Regions from separate parts of the Mus musculus genome. Here all the other regions are linked to region 3. A link is a contact called in ENCODE Hi-C or POLR2A ChIA-PET data. All regions are on one chromosome and are shown on one strand. Each heading gives the region's core, a stretch centred on a gene start or an enhancer-like site at or near the end of the contact. The rest is flanking DNA. Distances are from core to core; before and after follow the strand shown. Region 1 holds the start of Crk (v-crk avian sarcoma virus CT10 oncogene homolog). Region 2 holds the start of Pitpna (phosphatidylinositol transfer protein, alpha). Region 3 holds the start of Inpp5k (inositol polyphosphate 5-phosphatase K).

What was found. A loop is a pair of places that touch in the nucleus more often than their neighbours do. ChIA-PET counts read pairs that join two places held with the same protein, here RNA polymerase II (POLR2A).
Region 1: a loop to region 3 is called in a map of gastrocnemius, with 9 times the contacts of the local background. The contact joins the promoter of Crk here to the promoter of Inpp5k in region 3. A Hi-C loop is called at or near these places in 11 of 37 maps with a recorded cell type or tissue (gastrocnemius, heart, left cerebral cortex and 1 more). POLR2A ChIA-PET finds 5 or more read pairs at or near these places in 3 of 5 experiments (Patski and embryonic stem cell).
Region 2: a loop to region 3 is called in a map of heart, with 2.9 times the contacts of the local background. The contact joins the promoter of Pitpna here to the promoter of Inpp5k in region 3. A Hi-C loop is called at or near these places in 4 of 37 maps with a recorded cell type or tissue (adrenal gland and heart). POLR2A ChIA-PET finds 5 or more read pairs at or near these places in 4 of 5 experiments (Patski and embryonic stem cell).

Annotation. Positions count from the first base shown.
Region 1 is chr11:75,677,817-75,680,722 of GRCm38, forward strand. It overlaps Crk (v-crk avian sarcoma virus CT10 oncogene homolog), which reads left to right and starts at 1,443. Exons shown (of 3, transcript NM_133656.5): 1 at 1,443-1,848. The coding sequence starts at 1,608.
Region 2 is chr11:75,586,534-75,589,558 of GRCm38, forward strand. It overlaps Pitpna (phosphatidylinositol transfer protein, alpha), which reads left to right and starts at 1,546. Exons shown (of 12, transcript NM_008850.2): 1 at 1,546-1,819. The coding sequence starts at 1,800.
Region 3 is chr11:75,629,187-75,632,435 of GRCm38, forward strand. Inpp5k (inositol polyphosphate 5-phosphatase K) reads left to right here and starts at 1,834. Exons shown (of 12, transcript NM_008916.2): 1 at 1,834-2,011. The coding sequence starts at 1,914.

The sequences.
Region 1 (2,906 bases), core at 193-2,692, 48 kb after region 3:
GTCTAAACAAACAAACAAACAAACAAACAAACCAAATCTCTCTTTCCTTTTCACTTATCCTGGGAATTGGATTTGTTGTTTCCCAGAGTCTCTTGTAAGGTCTTGCCTTGAAGCTCAGCTGTCCTGAAAAGGGAGAGAGGATAGTCATTTGCCCCAAAGGGCCAGAATTTACACTGGATGGCTTCTGCTGCTAGTTCCTGGTGACTAAGCTAGATCAAGATGAGTCACTGGTAACAAGGAAGGGGCCCTTTTCCCTGCTGTCTCTCCCAGGGCTGGCCCAGACTATGGGTGGGAGCTCTGGAAGGCCGGAGCTATTGACTAGGCTAAGGATAACTTTGGTTTTGTAGTGAGACCGGGTCTCACTATATACAAAACACAGTAGTAACAGCTATGCAATGGTGGCACACACCTTTAATCCCAGCACTGGGAGGCAGAGGCAGGTGGATCTTTGGGTTCGAGGTCAGCCTGGTCTATAAAGTGAATTCCAGGATAGCAAGAGCTATACAGAGAAACCCTTCCCTCCCCCATTTTTTTATTAATTTTTTGAGATAGATGAAGATGATCATGAAGGAAGTAAAAGTAGGAGATACACCTGGCTACAACTGAGAGTTTAAAAAAAAATCTGGCTGGTGGATATGGGAGCCCCAATAGAGAGAACTCCATTTTTTTTTTTTTTTTTTTTTGGCCTGGCTGGGCATTTTGTTTTCTTTGCCTTGAGTACCCTTCCCCACTTCATTTAACATCCTACCATTCACCCTAGGTCATCTTATCTGTGGACCCCTTCCTCTTATTTGTTTTGGTTTTATAATACAGGGCCTCAGACTCACAGGGATCCTCCTGTCTCAACTCCTGAGAGGTTGGGATAACTGTCATGAGTCACTTTACCCAGCCCTTGGGTCTCTCCAGGACTACTTAGTTGATTTCCTTGTGTTTCTGCCCCCCCCCCGCCCCCATAGCAGATGTTGTTTCCTGGTCCCTCCCATAGGTGTGTGAATTCAGTGACTTAAAGCCAGTCTGGGTCAGCACTGCACCTGCGCGGCAAATGCGGTATCTGTGGCTGCTCATAGATAACAAGAACTTCAGCTGACCTCGGGGGAAACCGAAGGAAACACGGGGAAAAGACCAGCAAGTCAGGGAGCTTTGAGGGCGACTATCATCCTCGGACCACATCATCTTTTTTAACTTCAGTCCTTTTCTTGGTGTTGCTACTTGTAGGTTCTGGGAGAAAAGACCGGCCGCTACCAATCTGTCAAACACGGATCAGTCAATTTGTAGGTTGAGGCTCCGCCCCTTAGACCTAGACTCCGCCTCCCCATCCTCCGCGGTTGGGGTCTGGGCCTGGCGGCGACGCCCAGGACGCCGCATGCGCACTGAGGGCCCCAAGGACTCCGTTTCCCTTCTCCCAATGGCGGGCGTCGGTCCCCTTCCCGGCAGCCTCCCTCGGGTAGAGGGCGCGTCATTTCCGGTGGGGAAGGCCCGCGGCCGCCGCCGCCATTTCGGGCGCTGCTGGGAGGCTGACACCGGAGCCGGTCCGCTGGGCGGCGGGCGCCAGGGCTGGAGGGGCGCGCGTGCCGGCGGCGGCCCAGCGTGAAAGCGCGGAGGCGGCCATGGCGGGCAACTTCGACTCGGAGGAGCGGAGTAGCTGGTACTGGGGCCGCCTGAGCCGGCAGGAGGCGGTGGCGCTATTGCAGGGCCAGCGGCACGGGGTGTTCCTGGTGCGGGACTCGAGCACCAGCCCCGGGGACTATGTGCTTAGCGTCTCCGAAAACTCGCGCGTCTCCCACTACATCATCAACAGCAGCGGCCCGCGCCCTCCAGTGCCTCCGTCGCCCGCTCAGCCTCCGCCGGGTGAGGGACAGGCGGGTGGGAGGCCCGGGCGGGGGTGAGGGCCGTAGAACCCTGGTCTGCTGCAGGAGGGACGTGGGCAGAGAGGGCTAGAGTGAACCTGGCGGGGGAGCTGTCTTCTGAGCAAGCTGGTTCCCACCGATGAGCGGGATTGTGGGGGAGGAGGAGCTGCTCACCGAGGCCTCTGGGTGTGCCTTGGGAGCCGGGGAAGGGGAACTGCTGCGGCCCCGGGGTGGGGCTGGGCGCCAGGGTCAGGCCCAAGGGCAGGGCAGGGCTAGGCAACTTGGGGACAATGAGTTAATGGGGATGTTACGGGGACATCATTTGGCAGTGGTACTCAGAATGGCTCTGCTAATCCTACAAGTGGCTTTTAGGCTTGAAACGTTTCCTGCAGTGTTAGAGCCGGGTTTGGCCATACTCCCCTGGTGGCCTTCGGTAGGAAGTCACCACGTACTGACTGGCTGGCTGGGAGGGATGGAGACACCCTCAGGAAGCCGGTCAGCTTTTTCCTTTCTTGGGCATTTTTCCAAAATATCTTTACCGTGCTCTTCCCTTGTGGAAGGTGGTGAACTAAGTGACTTGGTGATAGAAAAAAAATCCTTCTGTGACCAGCCCCGCGTAATTGAAGCCTAGCAGGCAAATTGTGTCCAAGAGGTTTTAAGTGTCCAAAAAAACTGCCCGCTGCAACTAGAGTTTCTAGTTTCAAAGTGATTAGTGGAGGAAGATTTTTTTCCTTTAGAAAACAAACAAACAAACAAACAAACAGGCATAAGCCAGTGAGAACAACCTTGGAAGTGAATGGCACTTCATTCTCCCTGGATTTACTTAAAAAGTGTCAGACACGTACTTCTGGGTCTTTTCTTGCTCTCTAAGTTGGTGTTGTGGTCAAAATCTTCCAGGATATGAGAACAGACCTGGCTAGCAGATAAACACCAAGAATAATTATCCCACTGTTTCCTCGTCAAGGACCATTGAGTTTTAACTGTCTTAGCTGTCTTATTGCAGTTGTCTTGGCAATGTTAAGGGAATTCATGCACTTAGCCCTTGACGTTTATGAGATG
Region 2 (3,025 bases), core at 296-2,795, 43 kb before region 3:
CAGTTGAGAAAACCTTCCCATCAGATTTGCCTTTAGGTAAGCCTGTGGGGCCTTTTTTAGATTAACGGTTGCTATGGGAGGGCTCAGTTCACCCTGGCAGGTACAGTGCCTGGCCAGGTGGTCCTGGGTTGTACAAGAAAGCAGGTTGAGCAAGCCAGTTCAGCAGCTTTCCTCCGTAGCCTCTGCTTCAGTTCCTGCCTTCGGGTTCCTGTAATGTTTTTCCTTGCTAATGGACTCTAGTCTCAAAGTCGTAATAAACCCTTTTCTCCCCAAGTTACCTTTGGTCATGGTCTTTATCACAGCAACAGAAAACCACACTAGGACAAGTCCCTGAATGCAGCCTGTTCCTGACTCCGGCCCTTACGTGTGTCCTTTCTGCTGTGCATGGTCTTCCCCAGCATCTTGTGGATCTCTGGGATGCCGTCCCTCAAGGGACTCCTCACATACACCAGGTGCTGTCCAGTGTGATCCCATCAAACACAACTTCCACCTCCCACCCGTACCCCAAAGCCTGCTGCCAAGCTACCGTTTTCTTCTCTTTCTGGGATTCTGGGATTGAACCTAGGGCCTCCTGCATACGAGGCAAGTGCTCTGACGAGCCACATCCCAACCCTCTCTTCAGCTTTTATGAGACAGCAACTTACTAAGTTTTTCAGGCAGGCTTTGAACGTTCCATCCTTCTGCCTCAGCTCCCAGACAGCTAGGAATTCCCAGACAGCTAGCCTGTACCACTAGCTCTGGCAGCCCCTTTCCTTCCAAGTGCCTGCTACCCCAGCCATCACCTGCCTCCCCTCCATTTGATTACCAGCTCCCTAGGGGCAAGATAGTGCCAGCCTTCTTCTCTCTATTCAGGATATCACAGGCTCTGGTACACAGCAGCCCCACAGCCAATGGTTAGTGGGTGGATGAGAAGACACTAAGATTTTATGTTAGAATCTCAGCTCTACCCAGCACTCAGGAGCCAGAGGCAGGTGGATCTTTGTGAGTTCGAGGCCAACCTGGTCTACAGCGCAAGTTCCAGGACAGCCAGAGCTATATAGTGAGTTCCTGTCTGAAAAAAAGAAAAAAAAAAAATCAAATCTCAGCTACATCATGAAAACACTGTGATGAGCAAATCTAACTTATGCAGCCTTCTTGCCTGTAAACGAGGGCAGTAACAGTATCTTTCTGGTGGAGATGTGGAGTCACGTATTTAGAGGAAGTATATACACACTTGTTTGGTTTTGGTTTCTTGGTGAATCCAAATTAGGCAAGTGCTTCGTGGTTGAACTAAATCTCAAACTCCCTCATTTTATTTTTGACATGCTTGGCTCTCAGTACACCCACCAGCGAAGTCCAAGCATATAGGCACAGTAGCTCCTGATGCAGAAGAGTATTCATACCAAACATGTCTCTTTACCTCTTGACTACCAAACCAGACCTGGGCCCAGATGCTGACACGGACCCGGAGCCACGGCCCATTTAAGGGTGGAGGGGTGGACCCGGGAAGGCCCCGCCCCGCGTGAGGTCAACGCGCACTGCTGCGTCTGACGCTTTGGTTGCCGCAGAGACGCCCCGCCCCCGCGTGGCGCTGCGGAACCGGAGCTCCGGGCGGCGTCGGCAGAGGCGCGGGAGGTGGTGAGGCCAGGGCAGGGCGACAGGAGCCCGCGCGGCGACCGCAGCGAGAGCAGCGGGGACAGAGCAGACCACGACGAAGGCGCACAGGCAGCGGGGCCGGGCCGGGCCACCGGGAGAGCGGCCACCGGGTAGCGGGCGGGAGGCCGGGCTGGCAGCTGGCAGCCGCCGAGCCGCGAAGCGACATGGTGCTGCTCAAGGAGTAGTGAGTGTCGGGTCGGCTGTGCGGAAGCGAGGCGGAAGGGAGGGTCGGGATGACGGCGGCGAAGGCAGATCGCCTGCCGGGGGATGGAGAACACCGGATGGGGCTGTTGGGCCGCTTAGCAGGGGCGGAGAGGACAGCGGGGGCTGGACGGGGCCTGAGGTGGGGCCGGAGGGGCCCGAAGGGGCCAGAGGGTGACAGACAGCACCTGAGGTGGGATCGAATAGGTCGGAGAGGAGGCTGAGAACCGGTGCGGGCCGGTCAGGGCCTGAGGAGGGGTCAAGGGGATAGGGAGATCCAGAGGAGACATTAGGAGGGGCATGGGGAATGGAGAGCGCTGGATGTGGTGTGGCCCTATGGTGGACGCTGTGGGATGAAGGAGCAGGCAGAACTGCCTGAAGGACCGAGGAGTTGTGTAAGGGACCAAGGAGCAGTGGGACAAGGGCAGGCAGCGCCGGTGAGTTGACTGACGCTGGGGAGGGGTTTGAGGCTGAGCTGTACCAAGGGGCAGGGAAGATCAGATAAGGTAGCTCTTGGAATGGAGTTGAGGTGGTGGGGAGGGGTGTTGAGGCGGAACCTGGGGCATGGACAGTGGCTGCCTGAGGCAGCAGAGGAAAAGGGATTGTAATAATTGGTTGCAGAAAAAAGGACTTCAGTCAAAGCCACGCTTGGGTGATGGGATGGGCAAAAGAGTATAGGGGACTGGATGACAGGGTGGGGATGGCATGGTACCCAAGTAGGTGCAGAAGAGGAGGCTTTTGCAAGAAGTTCAGCATGCCTGCTTAGGACTTGGCAACACTTGAATGAAGAGTCTAGAAAATACTGGGCAGGTTCTAAAGTGATGTGAAGGAGTGTGGGTAAGAGAGAAGGGCATTAAGTTAGCAGGGCCCAGGACCGTCCAGGAAGATGATTAAGAATGAATGTGCCTGCTAATGGAAGTGGTGGGGACCAAGACAAGGCTATCCAAGCCTACAGGATGCTGGATGGTGCTGTTTGGAGGAATTGAGGTCCCATAAATGTTTTGGGGGGTGTGGAGCTGTTGATATGGGGGATGGGCAGGGCTTGCAAGGAGATAGATGTTTGTTTGCTCCTGGCTGTCGGGGTGGAGCGGAGGGTGTATTTTGATTGACAGTATGACCTACTCCTGAGGATCATGGTTCTGAGTGGACATCCCAGGGCTTTCTGCTCTCCTCCAGGAGAAATTGGATG
Region 3 (3,249 bases), core at 584-3,083:
CTTAAAATATTTTATTAGTTTCAGGAGAAAAACAACAGGGCAAGCAAACTGTAAATCTTGGCAACTGCCTGAAAGAAGTCTCCCTTTTGAGCAGTCACATGGTGACAAGGTTGGGTAGAAAGAATGAAAAAACCCAAAGCACCAGGAAGAGCATGCCTGGGCTTCAGAAATAAAGAAGAAAAAAATCATACTCTGGGGGCTGGAGAGATGGCTCGGCGGTTATGTACTGTTCTTTTAGAGGAGCCGAGTTCAATTCCTAGCACCGACATCTCAGTTTACAACTGCCTAGAACTCCAGCTCCAGAGGAACCTGATGCTTCAAGTCTCCCAGACCTGCACTCTGGTGCACATGCTGGCGTGCACGTGCACACACGCACAATAGAAATAAAAAGCTTGTTTAAAGGCATGGTGCCACGGGGTTTTAATCCCAGCCCTTGGAAGGCAGGTGGATCTTTCTGTGTTTGAGGCTAGCTTGGCCTAATGAGAATACTAGACCAGGTTTGTTAATTTCACTGCAAGTGGACGAGGTTAATGTGCACCACTGGCATGCTTAGTACCCAGAGAGGGGAAAGGGCAACTGGAATTAGAATGATTATGGGCCACCGTGTGGGTGAAGGGAATCAAACCCAACTTCAGTGGTCTGTAAGTGCTCTTAACTTGTGAGCCCTCTCCAGTACTTTCAGCTTTATTACTGTGTTTATGGCTACAACTGTGATTCTTGTCTTCCATCCAGGGGTAAAGCTCAGGTGGTTAGTTAGACTTGGTAGAAGTTGTCCCCTTCCCTTCCATTTTGAGAATGAATCACAGCACAGTTCGAATGCCCTGAAACTTTAAGGTAGCCCAAACTGGACTCAAACTTGGAGTAACCAATCTCGGTGAGTTTTGGAAATAACATCACTACACCGGGTTCCAGAACATGTATTTCAGGTAGTGGAGCTTTTGTGGGTTCTTGAGGCATCACTGGGTAGCTGGTACTACAGTGTGCTAAAACAACACTCCCATTTCCCTGGGGGAAGTCATAACTGTAAAAACAACCCCATGCACTATCCCCCCTACCCCTCAAAAATTAAGACCCAGAGATCTAAAGGAAATAATAAATCGAAGTGTCTGGCAAAGTAAACAGTCACCATGAATATACACCAAATAGCAACGGCTTGTTTTTCATTCACTGATAGCTCTCGGGGATCCTAAATTATTTTGCTTTGTATTCAGCAAAACTAGTTTCAAGTTGGGCGTGGTGGTGTAATCTCAGCTGAGGTCGGAAAATCAACTTGGTCTGTATAACAAGCCCCAGTACTTACTAGCAAGACTGTCTCAGATGGAAAAAAAAATTTTTTTAAATGACGATCACCAAGTCACTTAAATGAATGGAAGTGTTCTCTGACCCCTATGAGGGCGCCAAGGAACATGAGAAATTACTTATAGTGTGGGCGAGAGAGGCCGAACAGACTACAGTGAGGCTCCCCATCCTGTCCACTCCCGGTTTCTGAGGGTGGGCAGGCGACAGCGAAGACCGTACGCTGCGGGACGATCACGAAGCAGCCCGAGTCCTCGAGCCGCAGCAACTTCCGCCCTCAACGCTCCTCACGCCCGCGCCCTTGCGCAAAGCAGGCTGGGAATGCGGAGCCTAGGTGGCCCCGCCACCGCCCACTCCCGCGTCCGGGCCGGCGGTATGGCGTCGGGAGTGGATGACATGTAGAGCCCGCCTCTCTGAGCCTGGCTCAGCTCCGCCTCTGGGCGGTTCGCTCTGCTGTAAAGCCCCGCCTCTGTCCTCCAACCGCACCCCAAAACCCTAGACACTCTGGATCCACCTCCTACGGAAGCCGAAGCGCAGTCCGAATCCGGAAGAAAAACAATCCGGAGGGAGCAGTGCTGCTGAGACCGGAGACCAAGGGCTGCTCCGGCTCGCACTAGATGCAGCACGGAGACAGGAACACACCGGGTTACCGCGAGGGAATAATGTCGGCTGTGAGTCTAAGGAGGCCGAGCGCACCGAAAGGCTTTGCACTCAGGTGAGGACGCAGGTGTAGGCCGGTCGGTTCCTGGCGGTTAGCTGTCTTCAGCCCAGTCTGATTTGTGGGGCTGGATTTCAAAACCACAGTAGGATCAAGGCTGCCCTAGTTTAGATACCCGAATTCTGTCAGGCCAGTACTGAAAGGGCTATGTTAGGATTGATGCACGCTCTAAACTTTGGCTGCCGAGTTGGTCACTGCAGATGCTCCCCAAGCAAGTGTCCAGTTGATTCTTGGAGCAGACAGGGTTAGATTGCTAAGGACCAACATTTGCCCCTACAGTTGTAGATTAGAAGTTTTGTTCCTGTTTTTCAGCAGTACATCATGGGGTCTTCTTGATCGGGCTGTGATCTCTAGAAATCCGAAATCAGATTTAGATAAGATCCTTTAGCGAGGTAAAGCCTGGTCTCATGCCCGCTCTTAAATCACGAGGAACACTGCTAATCGTCCAATTGAGCGTAATTCGCGGTGCATGGATTTGTTACTAATCATCAAAGTTGAGGATTGGGATGCCAAATCCCGAGTTTTATTTTTTATCCACTTAGAGTGGGAATACAAGGAGCCACTGAGTAAAGAAACCGGTTACCTGCCGGACAGCAGGGGGAGACTGTAAACAGACAAAATGACAGTCTCTCAGAGGACTTGAGAGGAAGGTTTTTGTATTATTTTGTTTATATTCATAGGGAGAGGCAGGGAGCTGCTTGAAGCTAACCAGGAATTTTTTTGTTTTGTTTTGTTTACAAGTCACACTTTAAGAACAGGCTCTGGTGGAGAAGGAAATGCCCCCCTCCCCTTTTTGGGTGGCTCTGCGGGATCTTGTGCTTCAGTGCCTCGGTATTCTTGGAACTCAGGTTTCATCTGTAGAGTCTGAGCTCCTGCTTGCTCTGTCCTGGAGACAGTCTGGGCTTCTTGGAGTGTTGCTATAGCAACACCCTCACTGAAGGTCTCCCTAAGTCTTCGCTTTTCTGAACTTGTGATGGATGTGGTGGTATTTAAGAGCTGTTGATTATTTCTCCTGATACTGAGACTTGTGGAGAGCGGAGGTTGGAATGTTATGTACCAACTGGCGACTTGTCCCAAGAGAGAGTAGACTCGTGAGACAGATAATAAGAAACCTGTTACTCAGAAACTTGTCCCTAGGCTACGTGAAGGCCTTGGCAGGATTTGTTGTGTGCCAAGGATCTGCAAGGTAGGAGAGGGGAAGGGAATACGCTGTCAGCCTCTCTCTTTCTGAGTTT